2 separate regions of the Homo sapiens genome follow, and region 2 is linked to region 1. The links are chromatin contacts, found by Hi-C in ENCODE. All regions are on one chromosome and are shown on one strand. Each heading gives the region's core, a stretch centred on a gene start or an enhancer-like site at or near the end of the contact. The rest is flanking DNA. Distances are from core to core; before and after follow the strand shown.

The links. A loop is a pair of places that touch in the nucleus more often than their neighbours do. Pooled maps may share reads with other maps.
Region 2: a loop to region 1 is called in a pooled map, with 2.7 times the contacts of the local background. The contact joins the promoter of NCEH1 here to the enhancer-like site in region 1. A Hi-C loop is called at or near these places in 1 of 168 maps with a recorded cell type or tissue (naive thymus-derived CD4-positive, alpha-beta T cell) and 6 of 50 pooled maps.

What each region holds. Positions count from the first base shown.
Region 1 is chr3:172,092,657-172,099,618 of GRCh38, reverse strand. All of the region lies in intron 1 of FNDC3B (fibronectin type III domain containing 3B), which reads right to left. Among named protein-coding and RNA genes, the nearest start is that of FNDC3B, 57 kb to the right of the region's middle. Within about 2 kb of position 4,223, at least 2 of the 41 ENCODE cell types and tissues checked have a DNase peak (open chromatin) inside an H3K27ac peak, as active enhancers do.
Region 2 is chr3:172,708,207-172,715,168 of GRCh38, reverse strand. It overlaps NCEH1 (neutral cholesterol ester hydrolase 1), which reads left to right and starts at 4,102. Exons shown (of 5, transcript NM_020792.6): 1 at 4,102-4,322. The coding sequence starts at 4,185. RefSeq lists enhancers at 3,652-3,791, 3,836-4,130, 4,052-4,321, 3,451-4,650.

The sequences.
Region 1 (6,962 bases), core at 2,974-5,473:
CTTCCTGCTGGGGCTGTCAGCAGAGTACAGGAGAGGTGGAGACTTGACACCCATAAATCCAGGCCTGTTAGATGGGGATCCCCGTGCAATCTCTCCTGTAATCAGACTCATGCCCCAGATTCAAAGCAAATGATCAAACACTAAGGAAGTAACGACAAATAATATTGTGTTGCCATTCTTAAGGAAGAATCATATCTGCTCTGATCTCTAGACCTTCATTTACTGCTCAATGAGCCCATTTTAAGTCCCGCCATGATTTGATCTAGTATTTTCTAGGGTCATTCATTTATTTATGTCTTTCATCAAAGAACCCAAAAGAAGTCTTCCAAAGCATAAAGAGAACTTTTAAAATGAGAACCTCAAGTTTCAAATATAGACAAAGGAATTAGTAGGACATTGAAATTCAGTTCCTAGAGCAACAAATTAGCAAAATCAAAATATGCCACAGCTAATTGATTTGCATTCAACAAACAGATGAGAGACTTCCCTTTCATTTTTAAAAATAGATTTAACAAGCATATTAATTTTCCACTGGCCGCTATAAATAAATGGAACTCCAAAATATCTTTCTTTGCGAAGGCGTTTGCTCTAGCCAGTCACTGTTAGCCTGACCCTGAGTGGAATGTGTATTTACATTGCCGAGAGGCAGCATTGTGTGCTGGTGGGAAACCACTTCTCACAAACCTCCCATTCAACCGAGGACTCCACAATAGGTACTCACACAGGAAGCACGCCTTGCAAAGAGCACCTCTGCCATTCCAGAAAGAATTTTCCAAGGCAGCAAGGATGGTGGACCACTATAAATGCCATGTTCACAGGCCCTAACTGCCTACACTTCAGGGTCAACAAAGCCAGTGTTGTTCACAACCATTCCCCCGAGTTCTTCCCAAGGTGAAGGGGAAACTCAACAATTCCATTTCATTTTTCTAGATAATCTCTCAGGGTATTGCTTTGTTTTTCTTTAAAAAAAAAATACTAAGCCATAATTGTTTTTCTCAAATATTCTGGAAAGTACTCCCAAGAATCTACTGCTTTTTCAAAGCCAACTGAAAGGTGTTAACATTGAATGTGCAATTTTTAAAAAATCAAAACTTCAAATATTACTTCATAACTCCACTGATTCCTTAAATACCGATTCCTTAAATACCTTAAATACCGACCACTGTGTTTAACTGCAAAGCCAAAAAATTATTTTAACTCCTCAACTAGAAAAGCATGTACTGTCAGTAGTATCATGTTAACAATGACTTCTGTACAGGTACATGCAGGAAATCAAGACAATGGTGACTGCTTACACATGCCATCAAATCAACTGGTGAATGAAAAATGAAATTAATAAATAGATTTTGGCAATTCAATACTAAACTACTAGCCTCAGGGTTTGGCTTTTTCCTCCATACTTGAGCATGTAAGGAAGTACAACCTGGTTCTTTAAAAAAATGTGTTGATTAAATTCTCAATACCCCAACTTCCCAACCTGTACAAGAAAAGAGGCAGCTGCTTCCAACAGTGTTATCTTACGGCCATTAAATAAGTTAATAATATTGGGCAAAGGGCAACTCTTCTGGCTTATTTTTCTCATTTCTTAAAAAAAAAAAAAAATTTCTTGCAGCTCCAGCTCAAAGGATTATTTCTCAAATTAAAGGACTGAATTCCATGACCAATGCCCCTGCCAGTTCTACTAATCTATCAATTTGGGTATAATAATAAAGAATATCACAAGTAATACATACATCTCAAGGATTTACTGGAAGTCTACTTAAGGCAGCTGCTGTAAAATAAAAGATATGTGTATCCATGCCCATCATAAATAATACCATTTACTAGTGTCAGGAAGTTGCTTTTACAACATAGAAAAAGTAAACCAGACTATGAGGAAGTGTTCACAATAGAATGCTTAGTGCAATTTACACAGTCAGATTATATATGTATACACAATTTTTTAAAAGACTGAAATGAAATAGAACCAAAATGTTAATGCTTAACTTATGGATAATAGAATAACGAATAAGTTGTATTTTTCTTTTGAACTTGCTATATTTTTTAAAATATTCTACAATGAGCATCTATAATTTGTATAATGATATAAGTTAACTTTTTTAAGAAAACATAATTCAATTTACTTTGCACCATGTGATTGTTTAAATTTTTGTGAGGAAATACTTTCAAACCACCACATACAAAGAGACCTAAAGAATACAGGTTTTATCCAAGTCTCACAGAACTAATCGTCACCATTCTACTCTGGCTGTGGGACACAACAATGGAAGAACATCTGTGGTTAAGTAATAGATTTGGTAACATTTACAAAACCAGCCCTAAGGTCATGTTTGCTGAGTAATCCTTAGATTAGGCATGCTCACTAGGACCAACCCAAACAGCTAAAAAAGAGGGGTGGGGGAAGCAGGTTCCACAGCCTTACTTTTTTTAGATAACAAGTGCTCCATAAAATCCTCTTCCAACTGCCAAAATAAATCAAACTTTCTGGGTGGAGAACTCGCTGTCAATCAAATGGGAATCAGCAAAGATAAACCTAATAATAGAATCTGTTACATACTTACTTAGCTGTACTAACTATGCTAGTCTCTAACTAGCACAAAAGACTTCAAAAGCTCTTGCTTGAAAAGTACAGGGTGGGGTCAGAGATTTCCTTAGGAGCTGGCAAGCCTCATTCTTTAACAGTGGAAAAGTAACTACCCACTCTTATCTTTATGGGTTCTTTCCAGCCCACCCGCCCTCATCCCATACCTTTTAAAAATATTTGGCCCGTATTTTTATTCCCACATTCCTATGCGTTATAGCGTATAATACATGTTCACTCTAGAAATCTGAAAATACAGAAAAGCAAGAAGAAAGTTTAATTGTTCATAATCTCACCACTCAAAAATAGCCACTGTTAAAATGATGATGTATTTCCTCTCAATCTTGCTTTTCTATTTGAAATTTACAGTAAGGGGCTACAGATTATAATCAATCTGCCTATTTTTTTATTTTTGATACATAACAGTGATACTCATTACTTTAAAAAATAAGCAAGCTGGTTCCTAAATCACATTTTACTTCAGAGAAGATGGTGAAATTCTCCTCTAGGGTCCTGGACTCTGGCAGAAAGATGGCAATAAACCAGAAAAACAGATGATACAACAGGTATGTCCACTGTGCACTCAGAGGCACAATTTCTTTTTATATGATATTAGGCTACAATGACAAAATGCTTTTAGATTGTGTGCACATATTTTAAATAGAATTATTTAAATCCATTATGAAGACTGGATTCCATGAATTAATAAAAATGCAATTCCTTGTTTCTACGTTTATAGGTATGCAAGTTTCTGAAAGTTAAAGGGTGCATTTTCTATCTTCTGAGAGCTACAGGATGTTTTATGTTAACTGTCTGTAGCACCTATTTCACAACTATAAACCTATCCCAACCAATAATCAGAATGAATGTATGTACCAGGAACCAGGTTCAATGGCACTTTGCCCCAGAATACTTAATTAACCCTGAGCATCTAGGTTGTATTGTTACCAGTAAAATTCACAGAGAACCAAACTGGCAATATGTACGATGTGGCTTAAGATATTTTAGAACAATGTATGAAAACATACATCACAGTATGAAACAGTGAAAACTTGGAAGGTATTTTATCCATACAATGCAAAACTCTACAGCCAATTTTAAATGCTGTAGAAATCAATCTGCTAACATAGGAAGGTGTTCACAACACATTGTTTGTAGGGGGAAATAACAGGTTAACAAGGAAGTGCACGCTGTGATACTCTGTGCAAAACTAGGCTTTTTGTTTGTTTGTTTGTTTGTTTGTTTTTTTAACAAAGAAAAGAGTCTAGAAGAACATACACCAAAGTGTTCATAGTGATTTTGATAAAGTAGGTAGAAAGAAGAATCTTTTGATGTATCAATGCTCCAAGACTTTTTTAATGATGCTTGTGTTAGGAGAGGGGAAAAATAGTACACAGAACAAAGAGCATCTTAAGGGCAATCTGATCACATCTGTGCCAAATAATCTAACGGAAAAATGTGAAACAGATCATGGATATCTGGTCAAGGGTAATCCTATTAAACAAAACCCCTCTCTATGAGTACCCGATATGGGTCACTGGCTGCGACAATCTCTCTTCTAAAGCTGTGCTATAGCTCTCAGAAAAAGGTGTGAGCTGTTCTAGGCCCTTCACTTTGGGCCCAGTGGCGCCAATGGGCAGTGGTGGTGGGGACTGTGAATCTCCTAGAAGCTATTTTCAGTTTCAGAATATACCACAGAATCCCAAGTCTGAAAAAGAACTTTGAGAAGTTCAGCTCTGACTCAGGCTTGTACTGTATCTAAACATCCCTAGTAGATCAGAGGCTTCAAAATATCAAAACTTGGTATTTTTTTATTACACTATATCCTTCAGCTAATTATCCCAGGATTTCCTCTCTCAAACAGTTGGTAAAAATACATTTACTTTGAACAACAGGATGATAGGAATAGATAAGGTCAGAATTAGACAGAACTGTGTCTGAGTCAATGAAAAACAAAAATTGCCGAGTATTTTAAAATCACCATTACTGAAGAGAGTATTCCTTTGATGAAGTCTGTTACCTCTGACTCTTCCTTTCCATTACCACCACCAGCAGCAACACCCTAGTTCAGGAACTAGTCAAGTCACTACTAGATTCTGAAAAAGTACAGGACCCATTTACTCTGCCTACTGTCCCTGTCATGTCCCTTCTGTCCACTCTACCCTGCACATGCAGACCATGTAATTTAGTTCTGGAACCTCACTTCCACTAAGCCACTACACACCCGCTCACAGACCAGTGATTCTTCAAGCAGAAGCACCCATAAGAGATGGGGAACAGAGGACTTAGCACTGTGAGGGGAGTCATTCTACAACACTAACCATTCAGGTTAGAGTTTCTCCAGATATGTGCAGGAACTATCAGCAACAGAATTAAGCGGGGTGCTTGTTTAAAAACGCAGATTCCTCACAGATATTCACAGCAGCATTACTTAAATAACTCAAAAAGGAGAAACCATCCAACAGAAGAATGGACACACAAAAATGTATCCATTTTATGGACGCATAGCTTAAATGTATCCATTTTATGGATACATTCCTTAAAAAGGAATAAAATACTGATACATGCTACAGCATAGATGAGCCCTGAAAATATTATGCAAAGTAGAAAAGGCCAGTTAGAGAAGGCCACATAATGTACGATTCCCTTTATATGAAATGTCCAGAATAGGCAAATGTAGACAGAAAGTAGACTGGTGGTTGCTTGGGGCTGGGGTTGACGGTGGGAAGCAACTGCCAACGGCTATGAGGTTTCTTTTAGAAGGGACAAAAATGTTCTAGAATTTGCTAGTGGTGGTGGTTACACAATGCCGATGTTCTAGAATTTGCTAGTGGTGGTGGTTACACAATGCCGATGTTCTAGAATTTGCTAGTGGTGGTGGTTACACAATGCCGATGTTCTAGAATTTGCTAGTGGTGGTGGTTACACAATGCCGATGTTCTAGAATTTGCTAGTGGTGGTGGTTACACAATGCCGATGTTCTAGAATTTGCTAGTGGTGGTGGTTACACAATGCCGATGTTCTAGAATTTGCTAGTGGTGGTGGTTGCATAACGACATGAATATGCTAAAAATATTAAATTTTACACCTTAAATGCATGAGCTGTATGACATGTGAAATATATCTCAATACAGCTGTTTAAAAATCCAGAGTCCTCAGTTCTCACTTAGATCTACTAAACCAGAATCTCTGAAGGGAGGCCTAGATATCCTCCCTTTGAACAGAAAGAGCAGGCAGTGTGTATTCTCACGAAATTCTCCAGAAGATTCCTTAGTACACTAAAGTTAGCACTGCCTTTGATCTTTTTCTGAACCTTAAAGGCTATACCAGTGTATTTCCTTCCAGGTGCAGTGACTCACACCAGTAATCCCAGCACTTTGGGAGGTTGAAGAGGGAGGACAGCCTGAGGCCAGGAGTTCGAGACCACCCTGGGCGACACAGTAAGAGACCCACTCTCTAAAATATTTAAAAATTAGATGGGGCCGGGCGCGGTGACTCACGCCTGTAATCCCAGCATTTTGGGAGGCCAAGGCGGGCGGATCACGAGGTCAGGAGATCGAGACCATCCTGGCTAACACGATGAAACCCCTTCTCTACTAAAAATACAAAAAATTAGCCGGGTGCGGTGGCGGGCGCCTGTAGTCCCAGCTACTCGGGAGGCTGAGGCAGGAGAATGGCGTGAACCCGGGAGGCGGAGCTTGCAGTGAGCCAAGATAGTGCCACTGCACTCCAGCCTGGGTGACAGAGCAAGACTCCGTCTCAAAAAAAAAAAAAAAATTAGCTGGGTGGGGTGGGGATACTGAGGTGGGAGGATCAGGAGGTCAAGGACCCAGGAGTTTAAGGGGTAGTAAGCTATGATTATGCCCCTGCACTTCACCCTGAGCAACAGAGCGACAATCCTGTCTCTAAAAAAAGATTCTGGCCAGGTGCAGTGGCTCATGCCTGTAATCCCAGCACTTTGGGAGGCCAAGGTGGGAGGATCGCTTGAGCCCAGTAGTTCAAGACCAGCCTGGACAACATAGAAAGATGCCATCTCTACAAAAAATAAAAAAGTAGCCAGGTGTGGTGGTGCACACCTGTAGTCTCAGCTCACAATCTCAGCTACTCAGGAGACTGAGGTGGGAGAATCACTTGAGCCCAGGAGGCAGAGGTTGCAGTGAGCCATTATCATGCCACTGCGCTCCGGCCTGGGCAACAGAGTGAGACACTGTATAAACAAAACAAAAAAATCTAATGTATTTCCTACTCTGCCCTACACAACCCTCCCATGTGAACAGTGTCCTGATACTGGGGAGCAAGAGACCGCTGCTGAGCTTTTGCTCTTGCTATTCTCTCCTCCTCTTTTCCAGGACACCCACAGTTCTGTCCAGGTCGTGCTACT
Region 2 (6,962 bases), core at 2,853-5,352, 620 kb before region 1:
AGTGATAAAAATAAAGATTTTGTTAAGCAATGATATTGCTATGTCATATATTTAGATGTTAATAAAAATTAATCTAAGACAATTCCATAAAAACGGAAAAGTCAATTTCTGCACTCAAACTACACCTTATTGCCTTAGAAACAGAGTATTTTGACTCTTGTTATCATCGTTCATAATTTATGAGTATGTCTTATCTCCCCTATCTCTAAAATATACCCAAAATCTGTCCCCTTGATTCCATTGCTAAACTAAACTGCAGCTCCGGGCCACCATCATATCTCATCTGGACTACTGCAAAAGCCACCTGACAGGTCTTCTCCACATGGCAGCTGTAGTGCTCCTTTTTAAATATATGAATAGATCAGATCATGTCACTTTCCTGTTACAAAACCTCCAATTGCTTCCCATTGTACCAGAATATTCAAACTCCTTAACATGGCCTACATGGTCCTAAATGATCTGCTCTTCTGCACCCACACTACCTCTGTGGCTGAGCCTGTTCCACCACCTTTCCCACAGTACTTCTGCCTCACTAGCTGTTAGTGTTCATTGACCGGGTTAGCATCTTAGAGCCTCTGCACCTGTTCCCTCCACCTCCACAACCCTGCATGGCAGTCTTCTCCTGTCATGCAGATGTCAGCTCAAATGGCATCTCCTTAAAGAGGTCCCCTTTCCCACCCAATTTAAAGCAGCTCCCAGACACCCTGTTCTGTTTTCTCTCTCTCTCTTTTTTTTTTTCTGAGACGGAGTTTTACTCTTGTTGCCCAGGCTAGAGTGCAATGGTGGAATCTCGGCTCACTGCAACCTCCACCTCCCGGGTTCAAGCAATTCTCCTGCCTCAGCCTCCCGAGTAGCTGGGATTACAGGCACGTGCCACCACACCCAGCTAATTTTTGTATTTTTCATAGAGACGGGGTTTCCCCATGTTGGCCAGGCTGGTCTCCAACTCCCAACCTCAGGTGATCCACCCACCTTGGCCTCCCAAAGTGCTGGGATTACAGGCGTGAGCCACCACGCCCGGCCATTTTCATTTTTAACCACTTAGCAGTAGAGCTGAGTGGTAAAGCACATGAGCACTAGGCTCAGACTCTGGGCTCACATACCAGCTGGATGGCTTGGGCAAAGCACTTCATCTTTCAGTGCCTGTTTTTAGAGTAACAATGGTACCTATTTCGTAGAATCGTTATGAAGCTAAATTAGTTAATATATTCAAAGTGCTTACCACAGAATTACCTCATAGCAAGGCAAATTAATGCATGTTGCTTATTAATTTTTGTTTGTTTATTGTTTGGCTCTTCCTTCTGTATCATGCTTACATCCTCCCCTGAACCCCTCCCCACCACCCTCCAAGCATATAAAATCAAAGAGTCGAAACCTTACAGCCTGCCTGCCACAACTTCTTTATTTCCCAGTGTAGGCCAGGTATGTTTGTTGAATGAATGAAGTATTGAAAACAAGTGATGAAGGTGTTTATACTTATCTCAAATTAGTCTCATTTTAAAAAACTCTCAGATCTACAGAGGCTCTCAGATTTCTGATCTGAGAATTACTACAGTTTCTTTGTTCTTTCTTAGTTTCTATCTCTTAGTGTACTGCTTAAGGGAAGCCACACTTCACTGAGAGGCAGAAATAAATATTGCTACTATCACTTACAAACTAGAGGAATATGAGTAAGCCATTTGGCTGCGCTAATCCTCAAGAGGCTCATCTATAACACCGAGTGTGTTAACTGCTGGTGGAAGAGGGAAGGCTGAGTTAGGTGTGGGGATTTTTGGATTTGTTTGCTTGTTTGTTTTTGGTTCGGTTTGGTTTTGTCATTAGCTCTAAGATCTATGTTTTTATGAACATATAGTCAAAATCTAAGAGAAAAGTATTGTCGACAAGGTAAAACTTGGATTTATTTTGCAGATTTCCTGAAAGCAAGTAATGTAACTAAATCCAGTAGTCAGCTTGGTTTATATCTCCAGGATTATTCCTAATCACCCATAAAGATTAGCTTCTGGCTGGGCGTGGTAGTTCACACCTGTAATCCCAGCACTTTTGGAGGCTGAGGCAGGTGGATCACCTGAAGTCAGGAGTTCAAGACCAGCCTGGCCAACACGGTGAAACCCTGTCTCTACTAAAAATACAAAATTAGCTGGGCTTAGTGGCAGGCATCTGAAATCCCAGCTACTCGGGAGGCTGAGGCAGAATGGCTTGAACCCGGGAGGCAGAGGTTGCAGTGAGCCAAGATTGCACCATTGCACTCCAGCCTGGGTGACAAGAGCGATGCTCTATCTCAAAAAAAAAAAGAATAGCTTCTAATTTTCTACACATATACTCACACACAAACATAAACATAAACATTCCTATCTGTTTAGAGTTATGAGTTTAACCAGTAACTTAAAAGACAGAGAGAGAGAGAGAGAGAGAGAGAGAGAGAGAGAGAGAGAGAGAGAGAGGCCAGGTGCCGTGGATCATGCCTGTAATCCCAGCACTTTGGGAGACTGAGGTGGGCAGATCACAAGGTCAGGAGTTTGAGACCAGCCTGGCCAGCATGGTGAAACCCCATCTCTACTAAAAATACAAAAATCAGCCAGGTGTGGTGGTGGGCACCTGTAATCCCACCTACTGAGGAGGCTGAGGCAAGAGAATTGCTTGAACCCAGGAGGTGGAGGTTGCAGTGAGCTGAGATCGTGCCATTGCACTCTAGCCTGGGCGAAAAGAGCAAGACTCCGTCTCAAAAAAAACAAAAAACAAACACCAAAAACAAACAAAACAAAAAAAAAAGAGAGAGAGAACTTGCTTGAAATACCATGAAAGTGTGCCCTTCTTATCAGTTTTCCTTCAATGTTGAAGAAGAAGCCAACTGTTTCCTAAAAATCTCATTATCAGAACCAAATTTATGGTTATTTCACTTCTATTAATTTGATTAAATTAAAATTACCATCTTAAGATGCATAATTATATATACTAGGTGTTTTAAGACCTTCATCAATAAGTTTGGAGTTGTCATCCTACCACTTTCTTGAAACAGGTCTTCTAACTGTTTTCCTTCTGGATTTCTGGTTGAAATTTTGCTAGTGAAGTTTTCTCTCTCCCATTCAGTACTCACCCACCCCTCCTCACCCCCAATCATTAACAAGAAATCTGGGTTTAAGTGTATTTCTGCTACCATTGACTCACTGAAAGAATTTTTCAGGTGATATCCACACGTTTCTCCAATAAAAAGTTATTATTTTTTCCCTTTGTAGTAATTTGTGGAGAGATCTTCTGATGAAGGACCAAAATTCTGTGTCAAATTTTTACCCTCTAGTTTTAGCATTCATTTATGATTTTCTATGGATACTAGCTGGCATTCTATTTTAAGAAAAGCCTTTCTTCTTTCCTCATTTATTTATATTAATATAGATTGTTGAGTTTTATTTTAATCAATGGGTTATCCATTATGATGATTTATATTGATGGTAAAATTATCCCAGCTTCAGCCACTGGGAGACCCTTCAAGCTGGCAGCTGTGGACCTTTGACCAGTTCCTATCATTTTTTGAGCACTTCCGCATCTCTGGCACAACAGGTTCATCTTGTACTTTACAGCCCCAGCCCTGGTATCAGCCTTTTCTCCAGAGGTTGTGTCAAAAAGCCGTGGTTCCTCTTATTGGAGCATAGGATTTAGAAACCAAGACTTGGGTGCTAGATGTACTACTGGCCTTTCATTGCTTGAGCCAGAAGAATTTAATATCTTCTTTTGCCATATATCAGCTAGAACTTACAAACCACTCCAAGTCTGGCTCCAGAAAACAGAATTTTTATATCCTTTCTCAGTACTCTGAGTCAGAATGACCCACTTGCTTTGTCCAGAGACTCGTCACACTGAAACTATTTTCCGTTTGAGACCTTCCAGGAGGAAAGCCATCCTCACACGCATGCAGTACAAACCAGTGTCCTCCAGAGTCCGCTGTGCCTACGGCCAGAGCAGCGACAGAGCCTTCCTCAAACCTGTAGTGACTGCCACACTTTGCAAGGACACCGTAGAGGGGGCATGTCCGCGCTCCAACTTCCTCCCGACGCAGCCTCTGATTGGCTCCTGGGCTTATAAGAAACGCGTGAATGAGCAGCTGCCGCGGGCAGAAAGTTGCCGGAGGTCTCCGGGTGGTATCGCCCTTTCCTCTTTGCCAGCCCGCTGGCGAGCCGAGCCAGGGCAAGATGAGGTCGTCCTGTGTCCTGCTCACCGCCCTGGTGGCGCTGGCCGCCTATTACGTCTACATCCCGCTGCCTGGCTCCGTGTCCGACCCCTGGAAGCTGATGCTGCTGGACGCCACTTTCCGGGGTGCACAGCAAGTGGTGAGGTGCAGCCCAGCGCTGCTTCTCTCTTCCTCCTCTTACGCAATATTTGAAGGGGATACAAAATTCCTCCGCCGGGTTCCACGAAAACGCAGGTTTTTCCTAATGCATTGAGGCTGTCGCTTTTTGAGGTGGTCCAGTCGGGAATTTTCAGGGTATCGCATTCGCCTCCTTGCTAGCAGCGGGCTAGATCTGCATTTCCCCGTCTGCGTTTGTGACGGGGAAGAAGTGCTTGAATAGAATTTGACAACTGTTTAAACCTTCGTCTGTCCTAAATATCTTCCTCTTCCTTGGTTTGCAACGTCAAAAGGCAAATCCTTAAGCAGTTTATAAACCACCCTTCTTCACACTGTCGTTCTCCCATAGGGACCGGCAGAGGATAAATATTTTTAGGAGAGCTCGGGAAAAGCAGGCTCTGGTTCCTGGGAATGCAGCCACCTTAGAAGCAGAAGCAGGCAAGGGCAGTCTCGCAATGTCCCCAGGCTGTGGAGCGCTCCGTTCCCGGAGACAGCAGGCAGGGCTCTCCATCCAAGCACTTGAGGAACCATAGGGATCTCTCGTTTCACCCGAGGCAGATCTCAGCTCAGCCCAAGAAAGAGGACTGGGAGGCTGGGCTGGCTGAAAGGAGGTGAGGAGGCGGCAGCCCTGGTTTGCATGATGCATGTTTTCTGCTTGCCCTGCAGCATTTATTTTATGTCCTTGGCTGTCAGATAACCTTTTCCTGAGCGAGGTTACCTGCCTTAACCTGGGAGGGTAACATTTCTCTCCACTGTATCATGGGCGTGTGTTCATTCCTTCCATACACAGGAAAATATAACTGTCTCTGGTTTATTCCATGGTAAGAGGCATTATTTTTAGTGTCAGAGAATCTAAAATCTAAACTACAGTCTGCAGCCAAGGCTGAGCCCTCTGATTGGACAGTATTTCTGAGCAGCCTGCTCTATCTAAACTCTAACCTTCTCCAAAACCAAGCCTCCTCCCTCCCCACAACCTTGGGCTTTAATCTCAGAATATTTTTATAAACTCTTTCTTTCAGAAATGACAACTAGAGAAAGAGAAAAAAAATCATTTCAACCTGAGAAAGCTGATTTTAAAAAAGTCATGATTTTCCCAGAGGGTTTATGTTCCTGTTCCCTGTCCACTCATTATGTGTAGGATTACATAATCTGTGGGGCTTTATCCTATGAAAAGTCCCCTTACTAGGATATTGCAGCACATTCCTAGCGTGGATTTGCTTTTCCTGAATTCAGCCACATTCTCACCTCCAAAGCCCCTTTTGTCTCTTAGGAAAGGTCTATGAAGCTATAGACCCCTGCCCCCCTTCTTTTCCTCTTGCTTCCTATAATGTTGACATGGTGAAAATGATCATCCCCTTCTTTAGCACTGGTGTCAAGAAAGTCAGTCTTGTTGTAGGAAGCCTTGCATTCCCTCTCCTCCCCCATGAAATTATGTAATTTGAAAGTAATACCCTTCAAAGATTGAGGAACAGTGATGTTTACCTGGGTGGGTTAATGGTCTACTACAATAACTTAAACAGAGGAAAACAGGAAAAAGATCAAACTGCTGTGTTGGCTGCAGAGATTATTCTTAGTTTTCAGGTCACCAAAGAAGTCTTCTCCATCATAAGTTAATCTCGGACAAGCTAGGTTTGGAGAAAAGCTTTTCTTTCCCAGCTAGGCTTGCCAGCCCATTAAGGACAAGGCTGTGTAAGGTCCTCCACAGAGTATACCCTCAGGTGGTGCTTGGGAATGATAGTGGGTGTAACCTGAAGTCAGCAATAGATGAGGTAACCAGTGTTCTCACCTGACACTGTGGCTCAGGAGTGGATTTGCAGAAAAATGGCTCTTATCACTTCTCCTCTAAATTGTGAAATATCAGAAAGATCATTATGATCAGATGGAAACATATTCTACCCAATAAAGCAATTTTCCAGTGTCACCTCAAATCTTCCTGAGTTTTCCCTGTAAAATAGGGCAAAAAACTACCTTGTAGGTTTGCTATAAGGTTTAGTAATGTATTTAAGTGCCTGGTACTTGTAGTGAGTCTTCTAGTTGTCCCCAAGGGTCCATTGTGGATTGTGGGAACATCTATAAGAATGCTTACCTTTTTTGAAGCAATAAAATAAATGTAAACTGGAAGTAATTTATGTGATTGAAACCTGGAGTGCTACTACTAAATTACCTGGTGTCATGGCCTGGGGCGGTGGCTCACGCTGTAATCCCAGCACTTTGGGAGGCCGAGGCGGGTGGATCACGAGGTCAGGAGTTCGAGACCAGCAGCCTGGCCAACATAGTGAAACCTCTTTCTACTAAAAATACAAAAAATTAGCCAGGGCTGGTGGCAGGTGCCTGTAGTCCCAGCTACTTGGGAGGCTGAGGCAGGAGAATCGCTTGAACCTGGGAGGCGGAGGTTGCGTTGAGTCGAGATTGTGCCACTGCACTCCAGCCTGGGCAACAAGAGTGAAACTCTGTCTCAAAAAAATATATAAATAAATAAATTGCATGGTGTCAACCTCGTTACTCAGATAATTTTAGTTTGAGTTGATTGGCTCAACTACAAAAGCAATTTAAGCTGTTTGAGAGATTAAGCTCAGCCTATTTCCTAAGACAGCATCAGCTGCCTACCATTAAGAAATGTGAA